Regions from separate parts of the Homo sapiens genome. Here region 1 is linked to region 2. Evidence: chromatin loops called from intact Hi-C (ENCODE). Cell type or tissue: GM12878. All regions are shown on one strand. Each heading gives the region's core, and the rest is flanking DNA. Links, peaks and the distances in the headings are about the cores only. Region 1 has its middle 610 kb from the start of TLL1. Region 2 overlaps SPOCK3 (SPARC (osteonectin), cwcv and kazal like domains proteoglycan 3).

Region 1 (12,830 bases), core at 3,989-8,988, 360 kb after region 2:
TACCCAATTTATGGTGAATTCAGGAGTGACGACAGTCATAACAGTGGTAGATTAAATCGAGAAATAAATCTTTGCAAAGCGAACATTGTCGGGAGCACCTCCTCTCACCATGCATTTCAAAAACAATCACAAATATGGTGGGTTCACTGAGACTTTGTACTGCATTATTTATTATTGTGCATTTGTATGATTATAACTCACTTTATGATTTTTTTACAATAATTTCTATTCAGTCATTAATTCATTCATTTTCCAAACTGTTTATTTCTATTCAGAGTCATGGGTGGCTTGAGCCCTACCCCTACAATTTAGGAGCCAAAGTGAGAACCAACCAGTCCTGAACCAACAGGCCTGGATGAGTGCATCCCATTGCAGGGTGCACTCACATGTGCCCACACTCACTGGTCCCACGGTCCCACACTCAGTCTTACTGGGGTCGTGGAGACAAGCTCATTCAGCTAATGTGCACATCTTTGAGATATAGGAGGAAACAAGAGTAACCAGAGAAAACCTACACAGACATGGGAAAATCATGCAAACTCCACACAGATAGTGGCCCCAGCCAGAGTCAATTTCTCGTTCTCATCAACATGATTTGATGATCTGCTATATGCAATGATATTTACCAAATACAGAACAGAAATTGATTAAAAAAATGTTTTTTAAATCTGAGAGAAAATCAGATAAGATGTAGTCAAGAGGTAATAGATATGAATATAAACCGACTAAGAAACATTGAATAAAAGTCTGAATAGAGAATACAAACATAATTTAACATTCTTAAAAAATAGAAATTATATAAAGGATGAGAAATTCACATGTATATTTGGGATCACTAAATAAGAAAAACAAAACAACAGGAACAGAAAAACTAAAGCAATAGTCCAAGAAAAAAATTTCCAGGACCACAAAAAAGGGCAAAGCCAAAATTGAAATCTACATATTGAATAAGTCCATCCTGTACATAGGAAAAAATTATCTATAATTTGAAACTGTTACTAATATCCCAATAAAACCGTTACAGATTTAAGAAAGTCTTCAGGATTTCCAAGTCATTTTTAACAAAATCATAAGTTTAGTGTTGGAATTTTTGAGATTAATTTTAAAAGCATCAAATAAGTTCCATAAAGTTAAAATACACTCTGATCTCTGACTTTAATATAATAAATTAATTTTTAAAAAATTAAAAAATTAAACAATTCTCCTGGAAATCAAAAAAATATATATACTTCTATAGTAGCTATCTATTGCTGCACAAGAAACAACTCCAACATTTACTGGTTTATATATAAAACATTATTTGCACATGAATCTGCAATCTAGGCCAGGATCAGCTTTGTGGTTCTTCTGCTGGTCTTGTCTGGGGCTGGTCATGCAGCTTCAGTCATATGGAGACCTGACTAGGCCTGGAGGAGCCAAAATGACCCCAGTTGCCTTTCTGTTTCCTCAACAAGGAACACTGTAATATTGGGTGAACCCAGAAACTCTCTGGGTTTCTCTCCCTCATTAGTTTCTTCTTCGGTGCTATAACCATAATTCTTAACATGACAGCTCATGGTTCCCAGAAGTCCTCTTTTGGTCTATATCCAGAATTCACATACTATTACTTCTGCAGCATTCTACCACCAATGTAATCATAGATACAGCCCAGATTAAAGGGAATAAAACTATGTGGGAAAGGTGACGTGGCATTGCCAAAAAATATGTGAAATGGAAGGAATTGTTAATAGTCATCTTGTGATATGATCAGTTAAACAGCTTCTGATGAAAGACGTAATTCAAACTCAAATTACAAAATCTACTTTAAAAATAACAATAATGAAAAACCACATAACACAATATATGGGACTCATTCCATTTAAAGCAATGTTTAAAATTGAATAGAAGTATTTGCTTAGACATGAGGATTAGAAAAGAGCAAATAAAACTATCTGTATTTGTAGATAACAGGATAGATAATATGAAAAATCCAAGATAATCAATGGAACTCTCTAATAAAAAATAATTGTACAACTAACCAGGATTCAAAACTGTAATGAAAACCCAGGGTCTTTATATACATGAAAAGTTATTTACAAGGCATAGAGAAGAAACATAAAATAGCAATAAAAATAAAATGAAAAGATATGTACAAATTTAAGGAAACGTAAACATAAATTTTGTTCTTAGATAATACAACTGAACATCATATAGATTTTGTCTCCTTAATTTAATTTCTAAATTTAGCATAACTAAAATAAAAACACTAATTTTTTTCTTGAAGTGAGTCAGTTGGTTATAAGTTGTATTTGTAAAAATAAACACACATAGCTTTCATCAAGAGCCTCTAAATATGTGGTAGACTACCCTCTGATTCCAAATACACAGAAACATTTCTCCTAAATTGACAATATAAACAAATTGCCATCTCATCCCAACATTTTCAGCAATGCTTGAATATTTGTGGAGTCAGAAAATATTGCTTAATGTTTTATTTAGCTTGACTTTTAAATGAAAATTTTGCCTGAAAGAGAACAGTAATAGGATTCAGTCAAAAAATAACCCTATACCAGGAAATTGGGGGACAGTTGATTTTGTTTGAAAAAATTTAAAAAAACAAAGGAAAAGGAAAAGGGGGAAGAAAAAAGAAAAGAGGAGGAAGAATAAAAAAGGAAGAAATTACAACTTTAGTGTGAGAAACAGAACCTGAGTTCTGGAAACCTCACCCATTAAATTTTTAGTTCAGAACCTGTACTCAGCAATCAGCCTGCCTTATCAAAACTCCTTGCTGTATCTAATGAACAGTCCTCTAGTACCGAAGTTTGCACTTGTCAACTAAATATTTGTAAGAAATCTGTGTATAAAACAGTGCCAAAGATATATAAAAGTCTTAAATTAATGTGATGTGCAAATAAGTGGCATTTATTACTCATTTCTACCACTACTTGCACACCATAATGACATAGGTTACCAAGGGACAAGGTATTCTCCCTCTTAATTATTATTGGTTCTACAGAGAATATAGCCGTTTCTTCATGGCACCATACACCTTTCCTCTTATGTAAAGGAAGAGCTTTTTCATCTCTGTACGTCATAGCTTTAGTTTGTGATAAAGATGGAAAATATTTGAAGAAATCAAACATTGACATGAGGCTACAATATCCTGTAGTTTATAAAAGGTATTTGGTGCTGAGCAGGCAGCAGAGTGCAAAAGCTGGTTTCATCATGTTCAATACAATATTGCCCTTCTACCTGTTTTGAGGAGAATTATATAAGATTCCAGATTTAACGCAAATATTTTTGAATTTTAAATATGTTCCTAGATTAATTTTTAATGAGACTATGCCACCAGTGAGTAAGAAATTTGAAACTCATATCAAAGACATTTGCACAAGTCAATAATATCACAGATAATATAGTATTTTAAGTTCAGATTGTCACAGGTAAATAATTTGAAAAACATCATGTTAACAATAAATACTTTAACATATATAAGTGGCAAATTGATAATTACTTTGGTGATATTGGAGATTTTTACCTGTATTCTGATCGGATTGTTTCCATATCTCATAAAACAAATCATTAAAAAGGACCTGTTTTTCCAGGATTTTTGCATCTTTATTTATATTTTAATGATCTTTAATATTTAAAGAGTTCAAACTGAAATTGGTTAAAGATATTGTCACACATTAACTCATTATCTGTGAGAATCTCTAAACATACTGAAATCATTGATAGTTTCCATGAAATGCAAATATAAATTTAACTGAGAGATGGCATATAGATCACTTGGAAGGACATTTATGAATAACAGAAATACTCCTCAAACTTTTATAAGATTATTAGAGTGCTGAGAAATTACACTCCACTTTCTTTTAGGGTATGCAACCTGCGCATTATTGTCAATATTCTAAAAGTCGACTACCTAGTGTGACAATCAACAAGGACAAACTTGGATTACCTATTTGGTACATTCATTATAATTATTTCATTGAGGCACATTTTTGTGTGTTTACATATAAAATATAATATAATTTAATATAGTATGTAAAATATAAAGGCAATTTAATATTCAACACAATTATTTCTTTCTGTTAATTCCCTAGCTGTTGGATTCATACAATTTACAGTATTTTAGGAGAGTATAGGCTATTATCCTTTAATTTCACATTAGGTTGAGCATATTCTATCTACTTTGTTTAAAAAAAATTAAAAATAATGTTATTTGTCAGTAGAGCAAGTATATTTTGAAGAAAAGACAAAAGACTTAATTCACTAACTTGACTTTTAGTAAATCATGGCCAAAATAACTTCACAAATCTTAGGCCAACTCACTTATAATTGTAGGGATGTTGCTAACACCCACTCCACAATGCCTTAGTCCAAGCCTTCAGTGTCTCTTGCAGTGAGTATGGCAAGCACTAACTGCTCTCCTTGCCCATCATCTTGTATCCTTGCTAGCCAGCTTTCCACATACTTCAGAGGTAAACACTCATACGTTGTGGAACTATTAAATGACTTCTCCGCTTAGAAGTTAGTAATTTTGCATAGTCTGTAACATAATCAATATACCTTAGAATACCTCAAAATTCCTGATTCATACTCACTTTAAGTCATACAGAAACCTGGCAGTTTTCCTAAAATTTTTCCTTAGCATATTTCTACTCGTCCTTGAAGGCCAAGTTAAAGCTTACCTAGAGTCAGAATTGATCATGACCTACTTGAGAACTCTTAATTTCAATATCATCATAAGTATATATGTCCCTGCATTTCATTTTTATTGGTTAACTATTTTATATGAAGATAAATAAAATTCTAAGTTAAATAAAAAACTCAGACCAACTGGTAGCCCCATACTCTGGCATAGGGAATCTACATGGTCTCCTTTTACCAGATGCCATATTGTTCCACCTGTTTGTTAGTTTCATCTATGTGATAGGGAGTGTTTGCCATATTGAAGTGTCAAGACAACCCTTTAGCACAAATTCCATTTGGACGTTCTTAAAGTGGAGACATCGAAACAAGCAGCAGTCTTTAGAAGAAATGCCCCTTTATCTATCATTTTACCAGTTCAGGTTACGAAAGCTGACTCAAGTATTTTTGTTTTGTTTTGTTTTGTTTTTTGAGACAGAGTTTCACTCTTGTGGCCCAGGCTGGAGTGCAATGGCACAATCTCGGCTCACTGCAACCTCCACCTCCCAGGTTCAAGCAATTCTCCTGCCTCAGCCTCCCAAATAGCTGGAATTACAGGCATCCGCCACAATGCTCAGCTAATTTTTCGTATTTTCAGTAGAGGCGGTGTTTAATCATGTTGGCCAGGCTGGTCTTGAACTCCTAACCCCAGGTGATCCACTGGCCTAGGCCTCCCAAAGTGCTGGGATTACAGGCGTGAGCCACCGTGCCCGGCCAAAAGCTGACTCAAGGTTAAGCTAATTAAATTACAAAGTTTGTCCATAAAAAAAAATCTATTACCCATTCACTTTGATCATAATTTTGAACATACAATAAATTTCAGCCATGAGTTTTCTAATACATCCTCAGGAGATTTTTATAGACAGGTAAAATCACATGAGTTTTCCTGTTTTCTAATGTACAATATATTGGGGTAGATCTCACTTCACATTCCGCACATTGGCTACCTGTCTACCTGCTGCAATCTGAGCTCCTTAAAGACAAGAAATATGTCTTATCCACGTTGATATTGCTTTTGCCTGACATAGAATTAACAATTAATAGATGCCAAATTCTTAAATAAATGAACTAACAAATTAGGGGGAGCTAAATAAACTACATAGGCTCAGGAAAGCAATATAGGGTATATTATAATTGAGGTAAATTTTTAATTATATATATTTGCAAGGAAAAAGCATCAAATAATTTTTAAAATTGAAAAATACCAAGCATTTGTGTGCATTATGTCTATGTGACAGATGTTGCAAGTGGGCATAAGGAGGAGAGTGACAGTTGACCAACCTCAGTGGTAACAGATATTCACCAAGGTTATTTCTTGTTAAACAAGGAAATATTTGTATTACAGATAAGAGTTATGCACACAATTGGACAATTTCCTTTAGAAAAAAGAGCTACATAGATATGATTATGTAATCAAGCGTCAGAACAAAATGTTTCTAAACTGGCTAAATGCTTGTATTCCAGCATATTTTCTTTTTTCTAAATTATGATATATATTTTTATTTCTCAGTATTACCCTGAATTTATCTTACCTTAGAGACTTGTTTTACATATTCATAGGATTCTAAATATATTTATAATTCGGTATTCAAAAATATATTAAAAATAAAAATATACTAGACAGTGCATTCAACATCCTGAGAATATATGTATATAATTCATCAACTTGATAATTTAAACATACTAAAAGCCAAATATTTATTATAGACTTTATATAACACCTTTATTGACATGTAATTCACATACCATAAAATTTACCTTTTTAAGATGTACAATTTGGTGCTTTTCAGTATATTCACAACATTGCACAGCTATCACAACTATCTAATTTTAAAACATTTTACCATTTCAAAAAAAACCTTGTAAGATTAGTAATCACTCTTCATTCTCCCCTTCTCCCAGCCTCTGGCAACCACTAAACTACTTTCTATCTTTTAGATTTAATTATTCTGAGTACTTTATATAAATGAAATTGTACAATATGTGGCTTTTTATGAATGCTTTCTTTCACTTAGCATCATGATTTCAAGGTTCGTTTGTGCTCTGCTCTATGTCACTACACTTCTTTTACTAACTGAACAATATTCTATGCTATGGATATATCACCTTTTGTTTATACTTTCACCATTTGACACATTTTTGGGTTGTTTTCAATTTTTAGCTATTAAAATGATGCTGCTACATAAACCTACAGGCCAACTCACAGATATAAAACTTGCTATATATGATCTAATATGGAGGTATGTTTTCAGTTTTGTTGTTTATATGGTTAGATGAGTAATTGCTGGGTCATATGGTGGTAAATCTATATTCAACATTTTGAGGAACTGACAAGCTGTTTTTCAAAGTGGCTGCACCATTTCATACTTTCACAAGTAATATATGTGTATTCTGATTTCTCCACAAACTCATCAATACAGGTTATGTCTGTTTTTTTTTATTTTTAGTCATCCCAGTGTGTGTAAGTGATATGTTATTGTGGCTTTCATCTGAATTCTCCTAATGACTTGTCATCCAAAAGACCACCAGTATGGCAAAATAGTAGAAAGAAGAGTTTTACTGGCAATATCAGTTTGTAAACAGAGAAGAGACAGTCTCTAGCATGTACCAAAGATGTTATCTTCAAAGAGAAAAAAGCCAGGTGGGTTTTTATGCCTCACAAGATCTGAATTACGCAAAAAAGTGATACTATTTAGCGGGTTTGGGTGAAAAGCTGTACGTATTTAAAAGAGAAGTGGAGTGTTTGTGCAATGGGGAAACATGTACCTAACATATATCCCATGTTCTCCTTGGGGCAGGCTTTAGCATTAAAATGAGGTGGAATTTGGCTCTTTACATCAAAAGATGAACTATAGAACACAAAGGCAGTTTGTGTGAAGTTTCTACAAGTTGGCTGAAACTGGCTTAAGGTCTGCAGCAGCTTATCAGAAAACAGCCTGAGACCAGTCCTCTGTTCAGCGCTGTAGTGGTCTGGGTTGTAAATCAGAGTTAGGAAGGGTCTGACAATTTGCCTGATAGATCCTATTGGTTAGCAAGAGTGTGGTTTTACTTGTAGTCATAGAGACTTAGGAAGTTGCCATGCCAGCTCATCTCTGAACCCTGGTAACTTTTGTTTCCTTAACCTTAGAGTCCATATTAGTTGATAAAGGGGTATTTGTTTTGGTGTCTCAGATCACACAGACTACTGATGTTAAACATTTTGCGTTTGCCTATTGGTCATTTGTATCTGATTTAAATAAATGTCAATTCACATTATTTCACATTTTAAAATTATGTTTTAATTGTTGGATTGCATTCATTTATTTTGTATTCTGGATATAATATTCTTATCAGACATTTGATATGTTAATCCTATGTATCAATTTGGGGAGTATTTTACATCTTAACAATATTATGTCTTTCAATTCATGAACACAGGATGTCTTTCTAAGTCTTCTTTAATTTCTTTTGATGAAAGTTTATAGCTTTCAATGTACAGACTTATACATCTTTTGTTAAATTTATTCCCAAGTATTTTACTTTTTTGATGCTATTAAAAATTGTTTTCTTAATTTCCTATTCATATTGCCCATTGCAAATTTATAGAAATACAATTGGCTTTTGTATATTGAGCTTGCATCCTGCAACCTTGCTGAACTCATTTGTCAGTTCTAATAGTTGTTCAGTGGATTCCTTAAGATTTTCCATGTGCAAGATCATGCCATCTGCAAATAGGGATATTTTAAATTTTAGACCTTTCTATTTTTCTTGCCTAATAAAACTGTCTAGAACCTCAAAGAATGCTGAAAAGAAGCAACAACAGATATTCTTGCCTTGTTCCAAATTTTGGAGGAAAAACATTCAGTATATCCCTATTAGTATGATGTAACTTGTGGTTTTTTGTTTTGTTTTGCTTTTTGTTGTTTTTTGCTTTTTTTAATAGATGTCCTTTATCGTATTGAGGAGGGTCCATTCAATTCCTAGTTTGCTAAGCACTTATCACGCAAGGATGTTGGATTTTGTCAAACGCTTTCTCTGAATAGATTCAGAAGTTCATATAGTTCTTGTTCTTTATCCTGTTAATATAGTACATCATATTACACTAATTGTGTGGATTTTGCTAAACTAACTTTGCACTTTACGAGTACGTCTAACTTAATTAAGGTTTATAGTTGCCTTCATGTACTGATGGATTTTGTTTGCTATTATTCTGCTGAGAATTTTTTAATCTGTCTATACTGACCTAGAACAGTTGAGAAGACTTACTTCCTCTTCTATTTTTTATAAGAATTTTTGTTGATTCTTTCTATAAACATTTGGCAGAATTCACCTGTGAAATAATCTAGAACTGGAGGTTTCTTTTCGAGAGGTTTTTAAGTTATGAATTCAATCACATTGCTCTTTATTATTGGTCTATTCAAACATTCAGTTTTTCTTGAGTCACTTTCCACAGTTCTCCTCTTTCTAGGAATGTCTCCATTTAATTTAGGTTATCAAATTTAGCAGTTAATTATAATATTCTTTCAAAACATTTTATTTATGAAAGATCAGTAGTGACATCCCTTCTCTTTTTTTCTGATTTTAGTAAGTAGAGTTCTTTTCTTCAGCTAGCCAGCTAAAGTTTTGTCAAGTTTGTTGAAATCATCAAAAAAACAACTTTAGATGTTATTGATTCTGTTATTTTTATATTCTTCACCTCCTTTATTTTGACTTTAATATTTATTATATCCTTCTTTCTTTGCTTTGAGTTTAATTTGGTTGTCTTTTTCTGGCTTTCTAAGGTGGAAGAGGATTATGTCATTACTCCATTTATGTGCCATTTTAATTCATTATTGTTTATTTTACTATATATTTTTGAGTTATTTTCTTAGTGGTCCCTGGAGATTAAATAAACACCTTAATTTAAAACTATCTAAGTGGGAATAATATTGGTCTAATTTCAATAGCGTACACAAAACTTGCTGTAATATAGCTCTGTACTTTTTGCTTTTTTTAAATAGTTATTTTGGCTGGGCACTGTGGCTCACACCTGTAATTCCAGCACTTTAAGAGGCTAAGGCTGGCAGATCACTTGAGGTCAGGAGTTCAAGACAAGCCTAGCCAACATGGAGAAACCACAACTCTACTGAAAGTACAAAAATTAGCTGGATGTGGGGGCGGGCGCCTGTAATCCTAGCTGTTCGGAAGGCTAAGGCATGAGAATTGCTTGAACCCAGGAGGCAGGGGTGGCAGTGAGCTGAGATTGCGCCACTGCACTCCAGCCTGGGTGACAGAGTGAGACTCCATCTCAATAAATAAATAGATAAACAAATAAATTGTTATCCCTTTTAGTCATTGTATTTTATGTCAGATAGAAAAAGAAAGAAGTTACGAATAGAAATATCTTCATGCTGTCTTCCATATTACCTACTAGTTAACTTTACTGATGTTCTTCATTTATTTTCATACTAATTAGTATCCTTCCATTTAACCCTGAAGTTCTTCCTTCAGGAAGATGTATTTTGTGTATGGCAGTTCTTCTAGTAACAAATTCTCTCAGTTTTTGTTTATCAAGGAATGTCTTGTTTCATCTTTTTTGATATAGATTTGTATATAATTGCTCTCATTTTATTGCACCGTATCCTCTTTTTATAGTATATCTGACACATGCATTAAATAACTACAGAGAGACCTTTTCTATTTTTTTTAAAGTGTTGCTAGATGTAGAATTTTTGCTTGGCAATCTTTTTTTCCTGCACTTTGAATTTTGTATTCTATTGCCTTCTGGCCTCCATAGGTTCTCATGAGAATTTAGGGGTTAGTCTTACTGAAGTTTCCTGTATATAATAAATTGCTGTTCACTTGCTCCTTTTAATAATCTTTGTCTTTTGCTTTAAATTATGTGATTATGTTGTGCTTGCAAGTATAACTTTTTAGTTTATCCTACTTAGATTTCATTGACCTTCTTGGAAATGTACATTCAAGTTTGTCATCAAATTTGGCAAGTTGTTAGCCTTTTTTTTTTTTTTTTTTTCCAATATTCTTTCTGCTCCCTCATTGCTCTCCTTTCTTTCTGGAACTCCCATTGTGCATATACCGGTACTTGATGATGCTCCACAAGTTGCTAAACATCTGTTAATTTCTTGTTATTATGGTTTCCTTTTTGTTCCTCCAACTAGATATCATTTGACCTATATTCAAGTTCATTGTTTCTTAATTGTGCCAGTTCAAAATGTTGCTGAGTTTCTCTATATTTTTAAATTTCAGTTACTGTATTTTTCATCTCCAGAATTTCCATTTGGTTCTTTTTAAAAATATTTTCTATTTCTTTATTAATATATTCTATTTGATGAGATTTTATTTTTTACACTTCTTTAATTGTTTAGACATGGTTTCCTTTATTTGTTTAAACATGTTTATAAAGGCTGATTTAAGGCCTTTGTCTAGTAAATCTTGTGTCTGGGTTTCCTTAAGACTATTTCTGTTGACTCTCCTTTTCCTTCCTATGGGTCATACACTGCTGTTTTTTTGCATACCTTACAACTTTTCATTGGAAACTGCACGTTGAGAAAAACATAATGTGATAACTCTGACAATCCAACTCCTGTTTCTCCTTAGGGATTATTGTTGTTTCTGTTTGTTGTTTTTGTTATTGTTTTTACCATTGTGGCTTGTTTATCGTAGAAACTTTACTATTCTAACTCTGTGAAGTTTATATTCTATTTGTATGTAGCCACTTAAGCCTCTGTTTTTTAGTTTGGTGGCTATCCATCTAGTGATTTGGCAAAGATTATATTTAATGCCATGAATAAATTATTTTTAGTCTTTGCTCACAAGCTTTGGTGATATGTTAGGGCACACCTACAATGCTTCTAAGATATACTATTCTGTTTCAGCCTTCACTTTTTGCTTATGCAGAGAGGCAAGGTAAGACAGAGTTGAGAGATTAGGGCCTTCTTAGATTATTCTTGAAGTGCGCATAGCCTTACACATGTGTATGGCCTTTTAGATTCTCAGGATTATGTTAGAACCTTTCAAAGTCCCTTATGAACACATCACTCTTTAGTTTTCACTGTTAAGTTTTTTAGTCAGCACTTCATTAGCCTCAACAGGTATCTCTAACTGAGGCACCTACAATGTTAAACAATTTTCACTGATCATTTTTTGACAAACACCCAGGAGAAAGGCACTTCACAATGAGCAAACTCTGAGCCAGATCTAATAAAGATAAGCCATGTGAATTGGGCTTTTTCAGACAGCTGCCAGACAAGTCAGTTCTCTGAGGATGGGTTTCTTTTTGCAGGAGTCGGAGGCAGGAGGTACTTTACACCTTTCTGTCTCCTTCAGTAATTGCTAATTTTCTGTTTTTCACAAATCCTGTGGGGCTACAGTTTACAAGGCTGCCATGGAGCTATAGACAGAGGAATCAGAATATGGCAAGATAAATAGCATGTTACTATGTATTATTACAGAAATTCAGCCATTTTCTTGAATAATTGTTTTTCATATTGTAGCAAGCCTTTTGTTAATTTCCAGAGTTCTGAAACAGTTTATTCTGAAAACTTTTTCCAGTGTTCTCATTGCTTTATGGAAGAGTGTATTTTTGAGGTCCCTTAACCATTCAAGAAGTGCTTCCATGATAAAGAACTCCATCTATACAGAACTCTGGTAGTCTCAGAGATTAGAAAAGGTATATTCACTATAGTCTCACACTAAATTTTTACTAACACTTGTTCTGATGAAAGCAAAATAAGAAATGTAAGGAAAAAAAATTATTCCAATATAATTTTTAAATTTCTTTGAAAGACAAGTAATTTTTTATTTTGCTGTGTGTTTATACTTTAAAGACCTCCTATTTACATCACTACTTGACCATATAGATGAGTAGAAGAGAAATTATCCCCACGTCAAAGAGGAAGGAGATATGCAGTAAGGTCAACAAATTACTTATAGTTTCTTATTAAAAAATGGAACTTGGAAAGACAATATTAAATAAGGATATTCACATATTTAATATTTGTATTTTTTCTATTAAGTATTTTTTCAGCATAGTACATCATTTTGTTAGATTTCTTCTTTAAAATATTCAAGATTTTCCCTTTGGCTGAAATTTAATATTTTATTTTTTTAACATATTTATAGTTATGGATATAACTATAAATAACATTTTTCATTTTTGCATTTAGTTAGTTGAAATTTTC
Region 2 (12,830 bases), core at 4,995-9,994:
TTTCTTGGAAAATCAGGAATCAATTTTCTTTTTAAATCTTCTGGTTCATTTCTTAAATATGTCATTAAAGACTACAATATTCTGTTAGGCTATTGAAAATTTTTAAATTGCCTTGCAAATTACCAGAGACCTAAGAAATTACACCCAAATCATTAAAATATAAATAAAACATAACACTACAGTATTAAGCTCTTATTATTTACTTAGGGTATTACAGTATACCAATTTCAGGTATGTGAATTAAAGTGAGCTAATGTCCAAAAATAAAAACAGGCTTTAAAGTATTTTACCAACTGTCTGACAAAAATGTATGACCAATGATGTTTTGGTTTGTGCCTCAAATATTAAACATTAGACATCTTTTTTGTCACTTAGGATGAATCACAAATATTTTTTCAACCATATTTATTCCTATTCACTGTTAGGATGTTTGGACTACAGTATTAGTCCAAATTAATAAAAAGGATAATCTATTAATCTACAATATCTAAAATTATATATGATAATATTACTTACATTTATATCATGTATTTTTTACATAATGAACAAATATGAATCTGTCACTTAAAAGGCAAATGATAGAAACATACTAAACATTTTTTTGCTATATTCTTACACCTTTAGTATATTAATAGCATTTCTCTAATTTTCCTTCTTAGCCATAATCCCTGGCAGACCAAAAAGAAGTCAGGTACCACATAACAACGTTTCAGTCAAGGATGGATGGCATATATAAAGATGGTCTCATAGATTATAATGGAGCTGAAATATTCTTATTTCCTAGTGAGGTTATAGCCCTCATTTAGTCTTAGCTCAAAGCATTACCTTTTTTATGTTTAGACTTGTTTAGATGCACAAATAGTTACCATTGTGTTTTAATTGCCTACACTATTCAGTACAGGAGTACAAACTTGCTGTGCAAGTTCGTAGCCTAGCAGCAATAGCTTTTACCATACAGGGTATACTCTCTAGGCTTAGGTAAGTGCATTCTGTGATGTTCACGAAAGGACCAAGTCACCTCAGGATGCATTTCTCATAACCTATTCCCATAATTAAGTGACATGTGACTGCATACCATTATACAGCTAATTTTATTGCATCTTAAAGTAATTTTTTGTCCCATTGCTTTAAAAATCACCTAGTTAATAACTTGGTGGGAAAAATTCAGAAGAGGGCTTTTTAGATTACGTGTTTGAAGTTGTTGAACTATTGCTTGGTAATTACAAAAGAGATGTTCTGGCCATTTGCAAACTGAGCTCCCAACCCTGTTTTCTACCCTCTGGTAAAGTTGGTTTGTTTGTTCTCCTAGAGACATTGTTTACAAAATAGAAACTACTTCAAAATTCCTTCAATCACTTAAACAGTACTCAGGAAGTATTTTTTTTCTGAAATATGAGAAAAAATATAAGATTATAAGTTATAGCACAAAGTGAAATATTTAACATAATTTAAAGCCACAATTAGATTTGTAGTTTTTTTGTACAAGGAAGTGTAGTTGTATAGGGCATACGGTTTTTCTGCTAAAATTTCATATGCCCAGTGTCACTTTTTTACATTAATAAACATGTATTAAAATGAAAAATTTATTTTGGTTTACCAATTGTTCTTTTTGCAAATGGTTCAGTCATAAATTGCTAATTATTATATGATTTCAACATTTTAGAATTATAAAATATGATTTCTTGTAGCTAATTTATCCTTATCTGTGATATCACAAAGATTCATAAATTATTTAATGTACAATATTACTGAATAATGTGGGTTACAGTAGAAAATTTTATATTGTTTAACATAATTATTTTAGATTATAGCAAATTCAATCATGTTTGTGAATTGTCATACTAGGTTACACCTATTAACAAATCTTTTACCTTTGATAACAGCACATGCATTTGTATTCTGCCTCAGCAATCCAAATATCAACAAAGAAAAAACCACGGACAGGTAAGATTAGAACCAGATATCACTAAGCAGAGAGCTATTTCAGCATATTTTGAGCAACTATAGTCAGGAAAAATGATGATAGTTACTCATTGTATATACACTGTATTAGCCAGGGTTCTCCAGAGAGACAACAAATAGGATCTAGGTAGGTAGGCAGGTAGATAGATAGATACATAGATAGATATAGATATAGATGTAGATATAGATATGTATAGAGATGTATATCTGTATAGATATGTATATCTATATCTACATCTATCTATCTTTATCTATACATATATCAAGAAAGAGACAGATAGACAGACAGACAGACACTGGCAGGCAAGACATCCAGAAAAGTGTTGCAGTTTGAGTCCAAGGTGGTCTGCTGGCAAGAAGTCAACCTTTTGCTTGTATGGTCTTCAGCTGATTGGACGAGGCTCAACCCCACTATGAAGGGTAATTTCTTTACTCAGAGTTTACTGATTTAATTGTTAATTGCATCTAAAAAAATGCCTTCACAGAACCATCTAGAATTATGTTTTATCAAACATCTGGATACCATGGCCTAGCCAGGTTGATTCATAGAATAGACTATGACATAAAGTATGTGCTAAGACATGTATTACATCAATTTCCTGTAGTCACTACAAAAATACTCTAAGGTAGGCATATCATACCCTATTTAAAGGTGGGGGAAAAGTGGTTAATATAAGTCGAGTAACTAGTAAATGACAGTGGTAGAATTTGAACTCAGGTAGCCATTCTGGTACCTTTTGTTTATTTGTTTTTGACCCAAAGAAACACAAGACATCAGTGGGCTTTTCTAAGTAACTTCCCAAATTGTAGTGGCTTAGAACCACTTTCAGTCTGGGCTGGCTCAGCCGCACTCTGTTGGCCCACATTGCGTTTATGCTTAGCTGGTTGCTGGGCTGGGGCTGAATTGTCTAAAATGGACACATTCACATACCTGGTCATTAGCGCAACGTAATCTGGGATGATGAGGATAGCTAGGCCATGTTTCTCATCACCTAGGAAACTAGCTCAGCCTTTTCTACATGATGATCTCAGAGTTTCAAGCCCCATTATTTAGGATGCTTTCAAGCCTCTGTTCATGTCACCTTTGGCAACATCCCATTGACAAAGGAAGTTACATTGCCAAACTAGAGAGAGAGACATGTATTATTTTCTTATTGCATAACAAATTACGACTTAGTGGCTTCAAACAACTTGCATTTAGTACATCACAGTTTCTGTAGATTCAGAGCCAACTGGATCCTTTGCTTGAGTACTCACAAGGCTGCAATCAAGCATGGGCCAGGGCTAGGGTCGTGTGGGAGTCTCAGGGCTGTCTTTCAAGCTCCCAGATGGTTGGCAGAATTTATTTCCTTGAAACTACAAGATTCATGGTGGCTTATTTTTTCAAGACGAGTAAGATAATTTTTGCTGCTGTATCTTGTCCCTTAATTCTACACCATTTTTAAATGACTCACTATTAGGTGAGGTCCAAACGTACTGATGTCCTTTTTGATTAACTCACAGTCAGCTGATTAGAGACTTAATTGCATCTGCAAGATCCCTTCACCTTTGCCAGATAACATAATCTAATCATGGTGAGAGGGGACAATGTGCTGGTGGCCGTCGCTCGCTCTCAGCGCCTCCTCTGCCTCGGCGTCCGCTCTGGCCAAGCTTGAGAAGCCCTTCAGCCCACCTCTGCCCTGTGGGAGCCACCCTCTGGGCTGGCCAAGGCTGGAGCTGGCTCCCTCTGTTTGCGGGGGGGTGTGGAGGGAGAGGAACTCGCGGGCCAGTGCTTGTTCTGGGTGGGCACGGGCTTGGCGGGCCCCGCACTCAGAGCGGCTGGCAGGTCCTAGGCAGTGAGGGGCTTAGCACCCAGGCCAGCAGCTGCGGAGGGTGCGCCAGGCCCCCCAGCAGCGCCGGCCCACTGGGGACACGCTCGAATTCTCGCCGGGCCTCAGCTGCCTCCCCGCGGGGCAGGGCTCAGGATCTGCAGCCTGCCATGCCTGACTGTGGGGTCCCCCGCAGCCCAAACCCCCTCGATGGGCACCATCCCCTGCTACACAGCACCCGGTTCCATCTACTGCCCAAAGGCTGAGGAGTGCAGGCCGGCAGTGCGGGACTGGCAGGCAGCTCCGCCCACGGCTCTGGCACAGGATCCACCAGGCGAAGCCAGCTGGGCTCCTGAGTCAGGTGGGGACTTGAAGAACTTTTATGTCTAGCCACAGGATTGTATATGCACCAATCAGCACTCTGTGTTTAGCTCAGGGTTGGTGGATGTGCCAATCAGCACTCTGTAACTAGCTACTCTGGTGGGGACTTGGAAAACCTTTATGTCTAGTTAAGGATTGTAAATACACCAATCAGCACTCTGTGTCTAGCTCAAGGTTTGTAAACACACCAATCAGCACCTTGTGTCTAGCTCAAGGTTTGTAAATGCACCAATCAGTGCTCTGTGTCTAGTTAATCTGGTGAAGACTTGGAGAACTTTTATGTCTAGCTAGAGGATAGTAAATGCACCAATCAGCACTCTGTGTCTAGCTTAGGGATTGTAAATGCACCAATCAGCACCCTGTCAAAAGGGACCAATCAGCTCTCTGTAAAATGGACCAATCAGCTCTCTGTAAAATGGACCAATCAGCAGGATATGGGTGGGGCCAGATAAGGAATAAAAGCAGGCTGCCAGAGCCAGCAAAAGCAACGTGCTGAAGTCCTCTTCCTCACCGTGGAAGCTTTGTTCTTTTGTTCTTTGCAATAAATCTTGCTGCTGCTCACTCTTTGGGTCCGCACTGCCTCTATGAGCTATAACACTCACTGCAAAGGTCTGCAGCTTCACTCCTAAGGCCAGGGAGACCACAAACCCACCCGGAGGAATGAACAATTCCCGACGCAACGCCTTAAGAGCCTTAACACTGACTGAGAAGGTCTGCAGCTTCACTCCTGAAGCCAGCGAGACCACAGACCCACCAGAAGGAAGAAACTCCAAACATGTCCGAACATCAGAAGGAACAAACTACAGACACACCATCTTTAAAAACTGTAACACTCATCGCAAGGGTCCACGGCTTCATTCTTGAAGTCAGTGCAACCAAGAACCCAACGATTTTAGACACAATGGGAGAAATATTTCATCATAGTCACTGATGTTGCTCGTACTCAAGAAGGCATCATATAGGCTGTACAGAGCAGGAGGTAGGAGTGTTGGAGAAGTTCTTAGAATTCTGCCTTCCACAGGCACAGGGGAAGATTTGTAATATTACTTTGCAATAACATGTATGCAAAAGGGCATTTATGGACATTTTTATAATTTTCCATAGTAAGAAATGAAAGCAAATTAAGGAAGGCCATATTTATAAGAACTAGTGAAAAGTGACAGACACAAAAATAAGAGCTAGAAAGTACAAGAAAACTAAATAGGTTTAAATTTGGAAGAAGCAGAGAATGATTCCTTATTTTTTAACAATAGAAGCCAGTGCATAATGTAAAATAATCTTTTTTTCTTACTTTAAGAAATTTTTTTAAAAATTATTGTAAAATGACAATTTGTAATTCTATAAGTCTATGTGAAATTGTTTTTCTTTTGCTTGCATCTACACTTATTATTCTTATTCTGTGACATCCTACTGGTATGGCTAACATCTGGAACTCCACAGACAGAAATGGAAATGATTGAAGAAATTAGGAATTGATAACTGACCTTCAGTTAAATTGCCACAGCTCCTTAAAGCGTTTTTGCACCCACGTTTCTAGCGTGTTTATGTCGGTCTCCAATAATTGAAGAGGTAAACTTCAGACCCACAACACTTAGGCTTGCTTCTTTCCTCTCAAAGAATCACTCTAAAATTAGTAAAAAAAAACTTCTGCGGGCCGGGCGTGGGGGCTTACGCCTGTAATCCTAGCTCTTTGGGAGGCTGAGGCTGGCGGATCATGAGGTCAGGAGATCGAGACTATCCTGGCTAACACGGTGAAACCCCGTCGCTACGAAAAATACAAAAAATTAGCCGGGCGTGGTGGCGGGCACCTATAGTACCAGCTACTCGGGAGGCTGAGGTAGGAGAATGGCATGAACCCGGGAGGCGGACCTTGCAGTGACCCGAGATTGCGCCACTGCACTCCAGCCTGGGCGACAGAGCGAGACTGCATCTAAAAAAAAAAAAAAAAAAAAAAAAAACTTTTGCTTCTGGGAAGATGAATTAGACATAGCTTTTCCTATTCCTTCTCTTAAGTGCAACTAGAAATTTGAAAATTATGTGTCTGAAAATCATGAGTCTGAAATGTAGGGAGAAGGTGGACAACTAGCTAGGGACCTCAGGAACCAAGGAATAGGTGAGTTCCCTGGTTTATTTTATTTTATTTTATTTGCATTGTATAAACAAGACTTGGAGCTGACAAACTAGAAAACCCAAAAACTAGAAAGCCCAGAAACATCAGATATGATGAGCACAGATAAACAAACAGAAAAGTCCAACTAAACCCTTTTCTCTTTGTAGCCAAAGGGCAAGGACAGGTAAAGCTAGGAAGAGAGAAACCTTTAGACAATAATTGCTCTCTTGCATCTAAATAAGATTTTAAAAATAATGTAGACGATATTCACCCAAATCAGAGAAGGCTGAATGGGGAACCTGTACTTTCAGCATTTTCAAGTGATTGTGAAGCACCTCAACTATGTCCCAAAGTACTATGAAAAAATGCTGTGTAGGGAGCTGGAATTTTCCTCTCCACTAGGTGGAAATGAGTCTCCCTACACTCAAGTGTCAATACAAATCATACGGAGAACTTAGATTTCACTTCCGCTGGAGATAATGAGGTACCACTACTTTTTCCTACTGAAGATATTACTGGGAATTCTGCATTGGGATAGACCCTTTAACTGAGGAGGTCAATGGAGCTGAAGCTCTGGGCCACCAATCTCAGTTCTTGTGATAGTTAGCAAAGAATTGCAAACACTAAAACGCAAGCTCAAAGCAAAGTTTATTGAAGCACAGTAATACACCCTCAGAGGGAGAGTGGACAGATTTCCCCGAAGTGAAATTAGCCCCTCTTTACAAAACCCAGGGGACTTTTATGGGGGTTTTCTGGGGAAGAGTTGTGGTTTGGGCTGTGTCTGAGTGACAGGATGATGGCATTTGATTGGCAGTTTATGGTTATATAGCTAAAATTAAACTGTGCACATTCATACCCATAATTTGTTAAGAAAAGCCCACAGGCAGGAGGTAAAACCACATGTAAATTGATTATAATGATGGTAAATGAGCTTAGGGTGAACTTGAGGACACAGTTCTATGTTACTTGACCTGTGCCATTTTAAGAGATTTTCCCTAGTTTTTCGTTCTCCGTGATGTGCTGGCCACAGACTTTACCAGGAACTTCATCCATTAGTGTGGAGTTAGGGCAGTTCTGGGACTCTCCTTAAGTGGGCTGGCCATGGTCTGCCTTAGTGACAGCCTTTTTTGCCCTCTTCTCTTACCCTGTGCTAATGTCTATCTAACTACCAAACAGAGTGGTATAAGAGGAAGTCTAGTGGAAAGTCAAGACTTTCACTACCACCCAGTGGTAATGAGACCCCTTCTTCCTGTTGTCAGTGGAGGTAATTTTAGCAACAACAATGAGACATTCCATATGAGTGGTGGCCTACTAAGGAATAAGAACTCCCCTCTCACTCATCCATAACCAGGAGGCACAACTCCTCAGGGTCAACAGTGATGAAACAGTGAAGCAGGCTTCTGACACCACCTGGCAGTAATGAGATGGTGGCCCTCTGACTTCTGCCAGAGCAGTGTCAGAAAAAGCCAACTAAAATAGAACTATGAATCAGATCCAGAGTCTTACAAATTAGTACCCCAAATGTCTAGGTTTCAGTAGGAAGCTGCTCATCATTCCAACAACCAGGAAGACAACAGACTGAATGAAAAATGTAACCACAGACACTAATCCTCATAAGATAGATATGTTAGAACTATATGACAAAGATTTTTTTTTTTAAGATGGAGTCTTGCTTTGTTGCCTAGGCTAGAGTGCAGTGGCACAATCTCGGCTCACTGCAACCTCCGCCTCCCGGATTCAAGCGATTCTCCTGCCTCAGCCTCCCAGGTAGCTGGATTACAGGTGTCTGCCACCACGCCCAGCTAATTTTTTGAATTTATTATTATTATTATTATTAGAGGTGGGGTTTCACTGTATTAGCCAGGATAGTCTCGATCTCCTGACTTTGTGATCCGCTCACGGCCTCCCAAAAGTTCTGGGGTTATAGGCGTGAGCCACCACACCCGGTCTATGACAAGGATTTTAATGTAGCAATGATAAAGATATTTCAGTAACCAAGTATGAACATACTTGAAACAAATAGTTTTTCTAAAGTCCCAGCAAAGCAATAGAAAGTCTCAGCAAAGAAATGGAAAATGTAAAAAAATAACCAACGGAAATTCTGGAATTAAAAAATATAAAAACCAAAATAAAAAACTCAATGGATTGACTCAGTAGCATAGTGTAGGAGACAAAGGAAAAAATAATCAGTGAACTTAAAGATAGAGTAATAAAATTATACAATCTAAGCAACACAGAGTAAATAAACCAAAACAAAAAACAACAAAAACACCCAGATCCTTAGGCATCTGTGAGACTACCACAAAAGACCTAACATTTATGTCATTTGAGTCTTTGACAGAAAAGGAAAACCAAGTGGAGCTGAAAAAGTTTTTGAGAAAATAACAGTGGAAAATGGCACATTTGACAAATGACATAAACTAATTCAAGAAGCTGAGCAAACCCCAAACAAGATAAAGCTAAAGAAATCCACACCAAGACAAATCAAAGTCAAACTTCTGCAAAACTAAAGATGAAGAAAGAATCTGGGAAACAATGAGAGGAAAACAACATTTATCTATAAAGGAAAAACAATTTGTTTGGCAATGGACATAACATTAGAAACGATGAGGGCAAGAAGAAAGCAACACGATATATATCATGAGATGAAAGAAAAGAACTGTCAACCCAGAATCCTTTGTCAAGTGAAAATATCTTTCAAGAATTAAGGGAACATCAAAACATTTTCAGATGAAGGAAACCTAAGAAAATTTGTAGCAACCACAGCTTCCATAAAAGAATAACTATAGGAAAGTCTGGAAAAAAGAAAGAAAATGCTAAAGGAAACAATATTGAAACATCAGAAAGGAAGAAAGGACATGGTACAAAAAAGTAAAAGTCAATAAAATTGACTTTCCTTTTCCTATTGAGTGTTCTAAATTATGTTTGAGGATAGAAGCAAACATTATAACTGTCTAACGTGATTCTAAATGTCCACAGGATAAAGAAATATTTACGACGTTATATCTCACATAAGGGAAGGTAAAGTGATGTAATGGGAAGTACAATTTCTATAGTTCTTTACAACTAGTGAAATGATAATATCAGTGCAATCTATTGATGCTTTGTATATATAATGTAATGGCTAGAGCAAGCAGTAAAAAGCTATACAGGCCAGGTGTGGTGGCTCATGCCTTTAATCCCAGTATTTTGGGAGACTGAGGCAAGAGGATCACTGGAGTCCAGGAGTTTGAGAGTAGCCTGGGGAACATGGTGAAACACCATCTCTACCTTAAAATAAAATAGAGCTCAAGTCCAGAAGGTATTGGTGGGCTTATTCTGAAATTATTCACAGGGGCATTGAACTATTAAGGTTTAATGGCTAAAGCTGGTGTGTCTAACTTCACACTACTCAGAAAGAAAAAAACCAAAACTTACACACCTAAAATCAGCCAAGAATCTTAAAGACTTCCCAATCTTTAAAGAAGAATGAACAAAACTCCTGCCAACTTTTTATAGATGTAATAAGGAAGGAGAAAGTCCTCTCTGGGCACTTATTAAAGATGGTGAGGCAGTCTTTATTCAAGAGGTGCCATTGCAACAGGTATAGGAACCATGGCAATGAGGTCTTGCAATGGGAGCGAGATTGAACTCAATTCCAAATACAGTATGGACAAGTGGGAATTGATAGCCAAGTAGCAAGGTCCAGTTAATGAATGGAAAATTACTAAGATAAAACATCAGGAGTAAGGGAAATTTTTGTTTGACTCATCAGAATTATCTCTGAAAGTAGGCCGAGGTAATAAGATACAGATGGTAGTCAGATACCAAGATCGGGGAATTTTCACTAAATTGATTTAGCAGAATTCTTTCTCAGGCTAAGGTCGAACCTGGTCAGAAAGTACTCAAAGGAGAGTTACTAAAGGTTTGATGGAAAGAGTCTTTTCAGGAATGGAGTGCCAGGTTCAACAGAAATCCATAGGGCACTAGATGAGGCAAAAACAAAAACCACTCCATAGGGGCCATTTTTACCACCTAGGAAATGGAACTGCCACAAAAAACAATCTTCACTGAGGTAAATTCACAGGGCAAAAAATCTCAAGTCACATAAGAAAAAATATGTCAGTAGATTCAACTAAAATAAAGCAACAACAAAATTTCCTCTCAACCCCTACAAACAACGATGCCTTGTGGCAGTTTTAATATAAGTTCATTGTAGTTGTTTATTTATGCCATTAAAGAAAATGAAAAGAATGGGCAACCAAAATATTAGTAATATGCTATTTTAAAAATAATTCTTAGAAAGCTGAAAAAAATGATAAAATCGTGTTGAGAATTTAATACATGAATCTTTGTTATATTATTCTTGCACTGTTTTGTTCTTTAAGCTTTCAGAAAATAACTCAAAAGACTGAGAAGGGGTACTATAATTAGCTAAAGTACCCAGGATATAGTGGGTCCTCACTTCATCTATTTATTAGACACAGACAACTTGAGAGCAGAAAGACCAGGATAAAAGTTATAATAAAATTGTACTCCGCTAAGATTCATATTGTTAACATAACAATACACTTTTTTAAAGGCATCTCAAAGGTTTCAATAGTAAAACAGAATTTTTTGTGTGTGTGTGTGTGAGACAAGAGTTTTGCTCTTGTTGCCCAGGCTGGGGTGCAATGGCATGATCTTGGCTCACTGCAACCTCCACTTCCCAGGTTCAAGCGATTCTCCTGCCTCAGCCTCCTGAGTAGCTGGAATTACAGGCATGCACCACCACATCTGGCTAATGCTAATTTTTTTATTTTTAGTGGAGACAGGGTTTCTCCATGTTGGTCAGGCTGGTCTCGAACTCCCGATCTCAGGTGATCCGCCCACCTCGGCTTCCCAAAGTGCTGGCGTGAGCCACCATGCCCGGCCAAAACAGAATTTTTTGAACGAATATTTATATTGTCTCATGAAATTCCTCTGGTGATGAAGAAAAAGTGTCTACAAAGGATAAACAACGTTTAGAACCCACAAACGTATAGCCCACTGAAGCTAAAATACAGAACAACATACAAGATAACTAACAAATTAGTTAAGAAATAGTTTGACAGAAGAGGAATAGTGAAGGTTTCATACAGATGTATGAAAAATGAAGGCCTAGTTTCACATTAGCTATTCCCTTTCAGCCTTTTTTTGAATAGTTTAAGATACAACACAAAAAATAACTTCAGATGTTTAAAAAAATAAAGGATTTGTTTTGTTTCCTTTGGTGTCTTCTACTTAAATATTGTTTTTGAATATTTCTAACAAAATGCTGATGTCATTGTTGACACTAGAATCATTCTTGGCTTTATGAATTCTGTAAATAGACAAAAGTTTTTTGAACATTATAATATTTAATAGATGTTTAAATTGTAGGAAGAAATAATCTCAGCAATGATAATAGTTCTTTACACTCTAAGGTATAAGTCAGTATAGCCAATTAGTTCAGAAACCTTTACTATTCTGTGATGAGTAACAATTTTATAGATAAATGTAAGACATCGTTACTATTAACAGTACTTATATAAATATCACAGTAGAATAACAGAAAAATATTTTTATTGGTAATCGGTTTATACTTTGCAAATTCAGATTTTTACATATTAATGGTAAATCTTCATAGATCTAGTTCAGGAAGAGTAAAAACCATCCAAATTTACCTAGGAAAGTGTTGGGATAGTAAAACAAAAAATAAAGATTTGTTTATATAACTATTATTGAGAAATCAGAGTACAGTGGAAGTACAGATTGATCAAAACATAGTCAAATTTTTCTAATTAAAAGAGAGATAAAAAAGATGGGGGAGAAAGAGAGAGAGAAAAACATTACTTAGAATCCCTAACTCAAAAAAACTTCTCAAGCAAAATATAGAATTCTGTGGTCATATATATTTTGGGAAACGGGATTCATTTTCTAGACTAATATTTTTGTTCAATTTGTTTGTTTTTTCTCATCTAATTTCCAAAACTATTTAGCAGTTCAGATATTTTGTGAAACACACTTGAATAAAAGATACCAAAGAAAATGTCCTATTAGACTCACATGAGAAAGCAGACTTGGGCTTCTCCTTGGCAGTAGAAAGCGCTAGAAGAACAATGGTTCCCAATTGAATTTTCTCACCTGACCATAGAGAAAAAGCCTGGTACTCTAAAAATTTTTAATCTTCTTGAGCTCATCAGAGAGCAGTGGTGGCAAAGCCATCAAATAAACTGAATTTCAAAGAGAAGCAAGAACTCTCCAATGAAGATAGGCCACAGGGCTGTTTCAGATTTGGCAAAGCGTGTGAGAAAAAGGTGGCTACCTATGAGCGATCAGAAGCTGGGGATTTAGGTGAGTTAGCAAAGCCCAATTACAGCAAGATGAGTTGGTTTGAGATGCTTGGGAGCCACAGAAACAAAGAGAGTTTGCAATCAATTCTAGGTTATTTTCCGTGGACTTTCATTGGTGCTCAAGAGAAATATCTGAGACAGGGCAAAAGACCAGAGAAGTGTGCAATAGTGTTAAGTCTCTGGGGGAACACATTTCTCTCACCCCTCCTCCCCAAAGCAGGAAAAAAACTCTTGATT

What was found. Hi-C counts contacts between places; a loop is a spot of excess contacts. Peaks named below come from ENCODE experiments on the same cell type or tissue, not always from the same donor. Only the 100,000 strongest peaks of a DNase experiment are listed, where the experiment ranks them.
Region 1: it touches region 2 in a loop (7-fold over the local background); 1 of 110 quality-filtered maps calls a loop at or near these places.

What each region holds. Positions count from the first base shown.
Region 1 is chr4:166,476,120-166,488,949 of GRCh38, reverse strand. No RefSeq gene overlaps it. Among named protein-coding and RNA genes, the nearest start is that of TLL1, 610 kb to the right of the region's middle. In GM12878, for the core only: no CTCF peak of the experiment used is centred there; a DNase peak (open chromatin) is centred at 7,009.
Region 2 is chr4:166,834,051-166,846,880 of GRCh38, reverse strand. All of the region lies in intron 6 of SPOCK3 (SPARC (osteonectin), cwcv and kazal like domains proteoglycan 3), which reads left to right. Among named protein-coding and RNA genes, the nearest start is that of SPOCK3, 390 kb to the left of the region's middle. RefSeq lists an enhancer at 6,932-7,231. In GM12878, for the core only: no CTCF peak of the experiment used is centred there; DNase peaks (open chromatin) are centred at 7,060 and 7,410; H3K4me3 peaks cover 381 bases; H3K27ac peaks cover 1,703 bases.